Regions from separate parts of the Homo sapiens genome. Here regions 1 and 2 are each linked to region 3. Evidence: chromatin contacts called from ENCODE Hi-C or POLR2A ChIA-PET data. All regions are on one chromosome and are shown on one strand. The core of a region is the stretch at or near the end of the contact, and the rest is flanking DNA. Distances in the headings are between cores, read along the strand shown. Region 1 holds the start of LRFN3 (leucine rich repeat and fibronectin type III domain containing 3). Region 2 holds the start of NFKBID (NFKB inhibitor delta). Region 3 holds the start of USF2 (upstream transcription factor 2, c-fos interacting).

The links. A loop is a pair of places that touch in the nucleus more often than their neighbours do. ChIA-PET counts read pairs that join two places held with the same protein, here RNA polymerase II (POLR2A). Pooled maps may share reads with other maps.
Region 1: a map of gastrocnemius medialis shows a loop between it and region 3 (5-fold over the local background). The contact joins the promoter of LRFN3 here to the promoter of USF2 in region 3. A Hi-C loop is called at or near these places in 1 of 168 maps with a recorded cell type or tissue (gastrocnemius medialis), 1 of 37 single-sample maps with no recorded cell type and 7 of 50 pooled maps.
Region 2: a pooled map shows a loop between it and region 3 (12-fold over the local background). The contact joins the promoter of NFKBID here to the promoter of USF2 in region 3. A Hi-C loop is called at or near these places in 1 of 37 single-sample maps with no recorded cell type and 10 of 50 pooled maps. POLR2A ChIA-PET finds 5 or more read pairs at or near these places in 3 of 52 experiments (B cell, H1 and activated T-cell).

What each region holds. Positions count from the first base shown.
Region 1 is chr19:35,934,924-35,937,623 of GRCh38, forward strand. LRFN3 (leucine rich repeat and fibronectin type III domain containing 3) reads left to right here and starts at 1,451. Exons shown (of 3, transcript NM_024509.2): 1 at 1,451-2,632.
Region 2 is chr19:35,899,234-35,901,933 of GRCh38, forward strand. It overlaps NFKBID (NFKB inhibitor delta), which reads right to left and starts at 1,307. Exons shown (of 12, transcript NM_139239.5): 1 at 1,209-1,307. The coding sequence starts at 1,269. RefSeq lists enhancers at 1-166, 179-735, 581-830, 736-1,291 and a silencer at 1,191-1,340.
Region 3 is chr19:35,267,529-35,270,228 of GRCh38, forward strand. USF2 (upstream transcription factor 2, c-fos interacting) reads left to right here and starts at 1,434. Exons shown (of 10, transcript NM_003367.4): 1 at 1,434-1,635; 2 at 1,918-1,964; 3 at 2,053-2,171; 4 at 2,275-2,475. The coding sequence starts at 1,574. It overlaps LSR (lipolysis stimulated lipoprotein receptor), which reads left to right. Exons shown (of 10, transcript NM_205834.4): 9 at 1-206; 10 at 296-436. The coding sequence ends at 331. RefSeq lists silencers at 215-294, 375-444, 545-694, 1,853-2,042, 2,183-2,502.

The DNA.
Region 1 (2,700 bases), core at 201-2,700, 670 kb after region 3:
CCTGAGGCCAAGAGTTCAAGACCAGCCTGGGCAGCATATTGAGACCCTGTCTCTACAAGAAATTTTAAAAATTAGCTGGATATGGCGATGCATGCCTGTAGTCTCAGTTACTCTGGAGCCTGAGGTGGGAGGATTGCTTGAGCCCAGGAATTTGAGGTTGCAGTCAATTATGATTGCACCAATGTACTGGGTGACAAAGCAAGACCCTGTCTCAAAAAAAAAAGTATGGTCTTTGAAAAGTCACATTAGCATCACCTGGGTACTCGTTAAAAATGCAAATGTTTGGGTCCCACCTCAGACCCACTGAACCAGAAACTCTGAGGTTGGGACCTGGAGATCTATGGTGCCCCCGGGTGATCCTGGTGGGCTGCACTGCAAGGACACCTGGCCTGGCTCCTGCAAGGCAAGGCATCCCTCTCTGCTTTTCTTTCTTTCTTTCTTTCTTTTAAAGACAGAGTCTCACTCTGTCACCCAGGCTGGAGTGCAATGGCTGGATCTCAGATCACTACAATCTCCACCTCCCGGGTTCAAGCAATTCTCTTGCCTCAGCCTCCCGAGTAGCTGGGATTACGGGCGTCCGCCACCACACCCGGCTAATTTTTGTATTTTTAGTAGAGACGGGGTTTCTCCATGTTGGCCAGGCTGGTCTCCAACGCCTGATCTCAAAAGATCCGCCCGCCTTGGCCTCCCAACGAGCCGGGATTACAGGCGTGAGCCACCGCCCCCGGCTGTCAGTGTGTCTTGAGGTCTTTCCCTAATCCCAGATGGCACAAGTTTTCCCTCTTGCAGGCAGAGAAAGGAGCCTTGGGAAGGAGCCCCTCTGGCCTGAAAGATCAAGCCTATTGCTGGGCATGGCCAGGTAAGGAAACTCCAACCGTGGAAAGGACATTCCAGGGAGGTGGTGCTGAGATAAGGGGGGCAGAAAGAGACAGGTTTGGGGGGCCAGTGGCTCTGGAATGAAGCGCTACACTCAAGGCTAGGAATAGTTACTGAATGCACATACACACATACCATTCTCACAGCCCAGGTGCTGCGTCTTAGAGCGTGTGAGTGTGTATGTGTGTGTCTGTGTGTGCGCGCGCACGCACGTCTCTATCTCTGTTTCTGTCTTTCTCTGACTTGTCCTTATCTCTTGTCTCTCCATCACTCTCTGTGTCTCGCTGTCTCTGTGCATTTCCATGTCTCGAATATGTGTGTGTTTCAATCTGTCTCTCTGCCTCTTTCCATTTTCTCCTCTCTATCCATCAATCTAAGCCTGCCCATCTTTTTGTCTGCCTTTCTGTATCTCCGTTCTTCTCTGTCTCTCTGTCTCAGTCTCTCTGTATCCAGGGATTCTCTTTCCCAGCAGCGCCAGTGCGACTCCATGGGAGGTGGGGCCGGGGCGCGTCTTTGAGAGAAGGGGCGGGTGCCTACGCCTTTAAGCGCGGGTGCGCGCGGAGCCTGCGCCTTTAAGCGCCGGTGCGCGCGCTGCCCTGGGTTGCCGGCGAGGAGGCCGCGGGAGCGCCTGGACCCGGCCCGCCCAGCCCGGCCCCCGCCCGGCCCCCGCCTCGGCCCCGGCGGGGGAGGGGTCTCTGAGCGCGGCCCCTCCCCCCTGCGCCCCCGCCTGCGCTGCGGTGCCCCCATCCCGCGTGTCCCAGTCTGTCTGACCGTCCCTCCGCTCCCAGGCCTCGCCCCACCCGGCCCTGGGGCTGCCCGGTCGCCCCCCTCCCCACCGCAGCCGGTCCCCTCCCTCCCAGTCAGCCTCCGCCGCAGCCCAGGAAGCCAGCCGGGACGCCGCCGCCCCGGACCCCGCGCCCTAACCTCCACCTCGGGGGCCTGCACCCCCAGATTGAATCGGGAATTCCGGAAACCCGAGCCTGGAACCCTGATCTGGGACCAGCACCCCGAGATCCGGCCGTGGAACCCCAAGATCTGGAGCCTGAACCCCAGTATATGGGGCTGGAATCTCAACATCGGTCACTGGGACCTCAATATTTGGAGCCGGAACCCCACAATTTGGAACACAGACCCCAATATTTGGAGCAGAACCCCAAGATTTGACATCTAAAACCTCAAGCCTGGAGCTGAACTCTGAATTCTGGGCCTGGGACCTTGAAATCTGGGACTGGATTTCCAGTACTGTACCCTGGAACCCACTCTTGGGGACCTGAACCCTGGGATTCAGGCCTCAAATTCCAAGATCTGGACTGTGGGATTCCAAGGGGCCTGAACCCGAGTTTGGGCCTGAAGTCCTTGCTGCAGACCTGAGTGCTTAAATCTGGGGCTTGAGACCTCCCAATCTTGACTCAGCACCCCAATATCTGAATGCAGAACCCCGGGATCGGATCTCAGACTCTAAACCCCACCGTTTGGCTGCTTAGCATCCCAAGACTGGACCTGGGAGACCCTGACCCTGAACAACCCAAACTGGACCCGTAAAACTGGACCCTAGAGGCCCAATATTTAGGGGTCTGGAACCCCGAGTATTAAGGTCTGGAGACTCCGTTGCCACAGATTTGAGCCGAGTCAGGACACAGTCCCTCTACAGAAGCCTTGGGGACAGGAAAAGCATGACCAGATGCTCCCTCCAGAGCCCTGACCTCTGACTCCCCTGGAGCTAGGACTCTGCTCCCTGGGGCTGCTTCTAGCTCAGGTAAGGCTGCTGAAACCTCAAGGTGGGGACGGGCTGGGAGGAGCATTGTGGCTGCGGGTTACGGTACC
Region 2 (2,700 bases), core at 57-2,556, 630 kb after region 3:
GAACCTGACCCGGAAATCAGGAGTCCCCAGCGCCCCTCCTCGAGAAGTCAAAGGCCTCACCCCGGGCCGGGAGCGGTGGCTCACGCCTGTAATCCCAACACTTTGAGAGGCCAAGGGGGGCGGATCACCTGAGGTCAGGTGGCCAACATGGTGAAACCCCGTCTCTACTAAAAATATAAAAATTAGCCGGGCGTGGTGGCAGGCGGCTGTATATCCCAGGTGAGGCAGGGGAAACACTTGAACCCGGGAGGCGGAGGTTGAGGTTGCAGTAAGCGGAGATCGCGCTACTGCACTCCAGCCTGGGCGACAGAGAGAGACTCCATTAAAAAAAAAAAAAAAAAAAAAAAAAGGCCCATCCATACAGTCTCTTTTTCAGGCCCCAGGAATCTGGACCCTCAGTTCCTTCCTCTCTAGGACCTGGGAGCCCCAGTTCCCAAACTCCTTCCCACGACTCAGAAAGACAGAACCCTCACCCTTCCGAGCCTGGGTTCCGGCGGAGGAAGGGTTAAGTGGGGATTGCGCGGGGCGGGGGCGGGAGGAGGTGGCTCGGAAACAGCCCCGACGCGGCGCGCTGACGCCACGGCGCTCACGCAAGGGAATCTTCCATCCTCCCCTTCCCCCCAAGTCCTGTGCCCCAGGTGTCCTGCTCCGAGGCGGGGCGCGCGGCCGATCGTGGCGCTCGTGGAATCCCCGCGCAAGGGGAATTCCTGCTCAGCCCCGCACGGGTGGCCATCCGGAAATCCCAGGGCGGGGCAGAGGCAGGGTCACCGCCAGCGTAGACCCTGAGGCCAGGCTCCGGACCCTTCCCCACCGAGACCCACGCCGATTTTAAGCAACCACGCCCCCCCCCCCCCCCCCCGCACTCAGCCTAGTCCCTGCTTCTAGGGGTAGGAGTCTCGGTTGCCAGCAACCCCTAGCACCTCCAAGGACCCAGAGATCCAGCCTCCCAAGCCTCCCAGCCCTTGCACCCTCGGGGCCCTGCGATCCTGGATCCCCAGGCCCCTGCACCCCCAGGACCCAGAAGTCTGGGATCCCAGCCGCCCCTCTGTCACGATCCACGATCCCCTCCTCCTCCAAACACCTAGGGCCCTCACTCTCGGGATAAAGGACTGACGCTTCAGCTCCGTCCCTCAGGGCCTCGGGAGTCTTTCGATCCTCAGTCCCTCACTCTCTTAGGGGGCCGAACGCGTCCTGCCCGCGCCCATTACCTCGGGGATTCCGTGGCGTGGATTGCGGGCCCCCAGGGCCGCGGCCTCGGCGCTGCGCCAGCCTCGCTGTTTCCCCCGCGGAGCCGCCGCCGGGTCCCCGATCTTGGGTCCGGTACCCGCGAGTTTTTAAACTAGGGGTTATGGCACCGCCCAGTCCTGGGCAGGGCCCGCCCACAGGCCTGGGAGTCCCCGGGTCGCGCTCCGGCGAACGCAGTCCCTGAATGGGCGCGGCGGACTTGGGAGGCGGACTACTCAGTCCCCCCGGGAAGGAGGGAGCTGGGGTCCAGATCTTTGCTCTGAAGGAGCCTAGGGCACCGGGCTCCAAGAGGAGGGAGAAACCGGGGGGCCTGGATTTCTTTTCTTTTCTTTTTCTTTTTTTTCTTTTCTTTTTTTTTTTTTTTTTTTTTTGTTGTTGTTTTTGAGAAGGAGTCTCTGTCGCCCAGGCTGGAGTGCAATGGTGCGATCTCTGCAAACTCCGCCTCCTGAATTAAAGCGATTCTCCTGCCTCAGCCTCCCGAGTAGCTGACACTACAGGTGCTGGACACCATGCCTGGCTAATTTTTGTATTTTTAGGAGAGATGGGGTTTCACCGTGTTGGCCAGGCTGGTCTCGAACTCCTGGCCTCAGGTGACCCGCCTGCCTTGGCCTCCCAAAGTGCTGGGATTACAGGCTTGAGCCATGGTGCCTGGCTGGGGCCTGGATTTCTGGGTCTGTGTCTAAGGGGGTGCTGGAGGCTTTGTCTCCTGGGTCCTGCCCATGGGGGTAGGGGTAGGAGTGGGGATGGAGATGGGGTGGGGGCAGGGAGAATATTACTGGGTCCAGAGGGAGGCAGGACTGGGGGTCTAGACTCCCAGAGGAAGGGTCTGTGGGTAAGGGTATAGGGTGTGGCTCAATTTCTCCCTCTCCCCTACATCACCCTTTTTAGAGGTCTGGTTTCATTTACTCATTCATCATTTAAAATAATTTATTGCAGCAGAGGAGGCATTTTGCTGTGTATTGTGAACTAAGCAGGCAGGAATTCCCAGCCCTGGAGCTGGCATTCCAGTGGGAGGCCACTCTCAGTTTCACTTGGTGACCTTTCACAGCACTGACCATGTTGGCCCTATTTCTCCCCTGCTTGCTTGCTTTTCTATTTTATTTTATTATTACATTTTTATTGTTAGAGAGAGGGTCTCATTCTGTCGCCCAGGCTGGAGTGCAGTGGCAAAGTGGTGAGATCTCGGCTCACTGCAACCTCCACTTGCCTCAGTCTCCCAAGTAGCTGGGATTACAGGAGCCTGACACCATGCCCGGGTAATTTTTGTATTTTTGTAGAGACGGGGTTTCACCATATTGGCTTGAACTCCTGATCTCAGGTGATCCCCCCACCTTGGCCTCCCAAAGTGCTGGGATTACAGGCATGAGCCACTGCGGTGGCCTCTCCCCTGCTTTCAAGATGCCATGCTCTCAGGGGTCCCCTCCCTCTTTCTCCATTTCCCTGGCAAAGTTCCTC
Region 3 (2,700 bases), core at 184-2,683:
GTACCCGGGACCCTCGGGACAACGGCTCCAGGTCCGGGGACCTCCCCTATGATGGGCGGCTACTGGAGGAGGCTGTGAGGAAGAAGGGGTCGGAGGAGAGGAGGAGACCCCACAAGGAGGAGGAGGAAGAGGCCTACTACCCGCCCGCGCCGCCCCCGTACTCGGAGACCGACTCGCAGGCGTCCCGAGAGCGCAGGCTCAAGAAGGTGAGGGCCGCCCTCCCTGGCGTCCAGACCGTCCCTGGGCCCCCAGCCGGTCCCCGCGGCTCATACCCTTCTTTCTTTCTCCCTTGCAGAACTTGGCCCTGAGTCGGGAAAGTTTAGTCGTCTGATCTGACGTTTTCTACGTAGCTTTTGTATTTTTTTTTTTAATTTGAAGGAACACTGATGAAGCCCTGCCATACCCCTCCCGAGTCTAATAAAACGTATAATCACAAGCTCTGGAGAGAACCATTTGTTCGGCCGCGCGGGGCGGGGGACCGGGGCTGCTCCCGTATGCGTCTGTAAAGCGCCGCGTCCCGGGGGCACCGGAGTCCGGGGCCGGGAGGAAGAGACCCAGCCTGGCCCGGCCCGCGCCCGCGCCGCCGGCCGGAGAACGTGCCCCGCGCAGCCGCCGCCCGCCTGCGTGCGCGCCCCGGCCCCGCCCAGGCGTGCGCATGCGCCCCGGCCCTCCGCCTTCGCGCACCGCAGGCTGGCCGTCCGGGACGCGCGCGCGCTCCTCTCCCCTTCCAGCCCATCCCCCCCAGCCCCCCACCGACCTACTTTACTGTCTCCAAACTCGGGCAGCCCACCTGGCCCCCGACGACCCCAGCCCCTGCACCGGGTACCCCGACGTTCCATCCAGACCCGCGTTTCACCAGGGCGGCGCGCGGCGACCTCGCGCCCCGCGGAGCCCCGGGCTCGCGCGCGCCCGCCCGCCCCCGGAGACAGACCAGCGCGCGCGCCCCGGGCCGCCTCCCCCCAGCGCGCGTCCGCCCCGGGGCTCGCGCCGCCGCCGCCGCCGCCGCCGCGCGCGCGCAGCTCAAGTAAAGGAGGAAAAAAAAAAGGGGGAAAAATAGAAAGCGGCGGCGGCTGCAGCAGCGATCCGCCGCCGGACTGGGCCAAGCCGGGCGGCGGCCGCGCGAGCCGGCGATCCAGGGCACTGGCGGCGGCCAGCCAGGGCGGGCCGTGTTCAAAAAAAAAAGTCGCGGCGGCGGCGGCTGCTCAGGGAAGGAGGCCTGAGGGCCGCGTGCAGCGGGCGGGCAGCTGGGTGGGCTGGGGGCGGCCGCGCGGCGTCCCGGAGCCTCGGGCCGCCCGGAGCCGGCGGGCGGGCGGAGGCGGAGGCGGCGGCGGCTGCAGCGGCTGCAGGAGCGGCGGCGGCTGCGGCGGCGGCGGCGGCATCTCCTCCTCACATGACCCCACTGTTTGTCCCCGTGATCAGCGCGAGCGGCTCCCGTATCTCCTCCGTCCCCTCCTGCCGCGCGGCGTGAGCGCCGGGCTCGGGGCCCCCCCGGCCGCCCGCCCCCTCCCCTCCCTCCCTCCCCTCCCCTCCCCTCCCCCCCGGGCCCCGCGCCCCCCCCGCCCCCGCCCCCCCCATGGACATGCTGGACCCGGGTCTGGATCCCGCTGCCTCGGCCACCGCTGCTGCCGCCGCCAGGTAAGATCCCCGGCCCGGCCGTGCCCCCGCGCCCCGGCCCCGGCCCCGGCCCCGCGGCCTGCAGGCCGGGGCCGCCATGATCCCGAGCGGCCGCGGGCCCGGCTCAAAATGGAGGCCGCCGGCGCGGGGGGGACCTGGCGCCTCCCGCCCCCGGCCCCCGGCCTCGGCGGCGCCCCCGGCCTCAGGCGCGGCCGGGTGGGACTGGGGCCCTGCAGCTGGGCGCGGGGGCGGGGGCGCGGGCGCGGGCCGCGCTGACCCTGCTCCCTCCTGTGCCCCTGGCAGCCACGACAAGGGACCCGAGGCGGAGGAGGGCGTCGAGCTGCAGGAAGGTGAGTGCTTGCCGGGCCGGCCGCGCCCGGGGAGGGCTGGGGGCGCTCGGCGCGGCCCTGACCGTGCCCCGACCCTCCTCGGCCCCAGGCGGGGACGGCCCAGGAGCGGAGGAGCAGACAGCGGTGGCCATCACCAGCGTCCAGCAGGCGGCGTTCGGCGACCACAACATCCAGTACCAGTTCCGCACAGAGACAAATGGAGGACAGGTGAGCGGCGGGCCGCGAGGGCGAACGGGCGGGCGGGCGGGCGCGCCGGGAAGGCTCGGACCTGGCCCCAGCGCCGGCCTCGCCGCTCTGCCGCCCCCTGCAGGTGACATACCGCGTAGTCCAGGTGACTGATGGTCAGCTGGACGGCCAGGGCGACACAGCTGGCGCCGTCAGCGTCGTGTCCACCGCTGCCTTCGCGGGGGGGCAGCAGGCTGTGACCCAGGTGGGTGTGGACGGGGCAGCCCAGCGCCCGGGCCCCGCCGCTGCCTCTGTGCCCCCAGGTCCTGCAGCGCCCTTCCCGCTGGTAGGTGCCCTGCCACCCCTGGGTGGGGGGGGGAGGGAGTGGAGAGGGGACACTGGCTCTGCTCTTGGGGAGCCCCGGGGGTGGGGCAGGTGTCGCCCAGCGGATGCTGCCTTCAGGCCTCAGGCTGCATGGGGCCAGATCCCTGTTGTGCACCGTGAAACCTGGGGACAGTGCTCTTGGAATTTTTTTTTCCCGCAAAATGGGAATGATGTGTCTTAAGAGGAA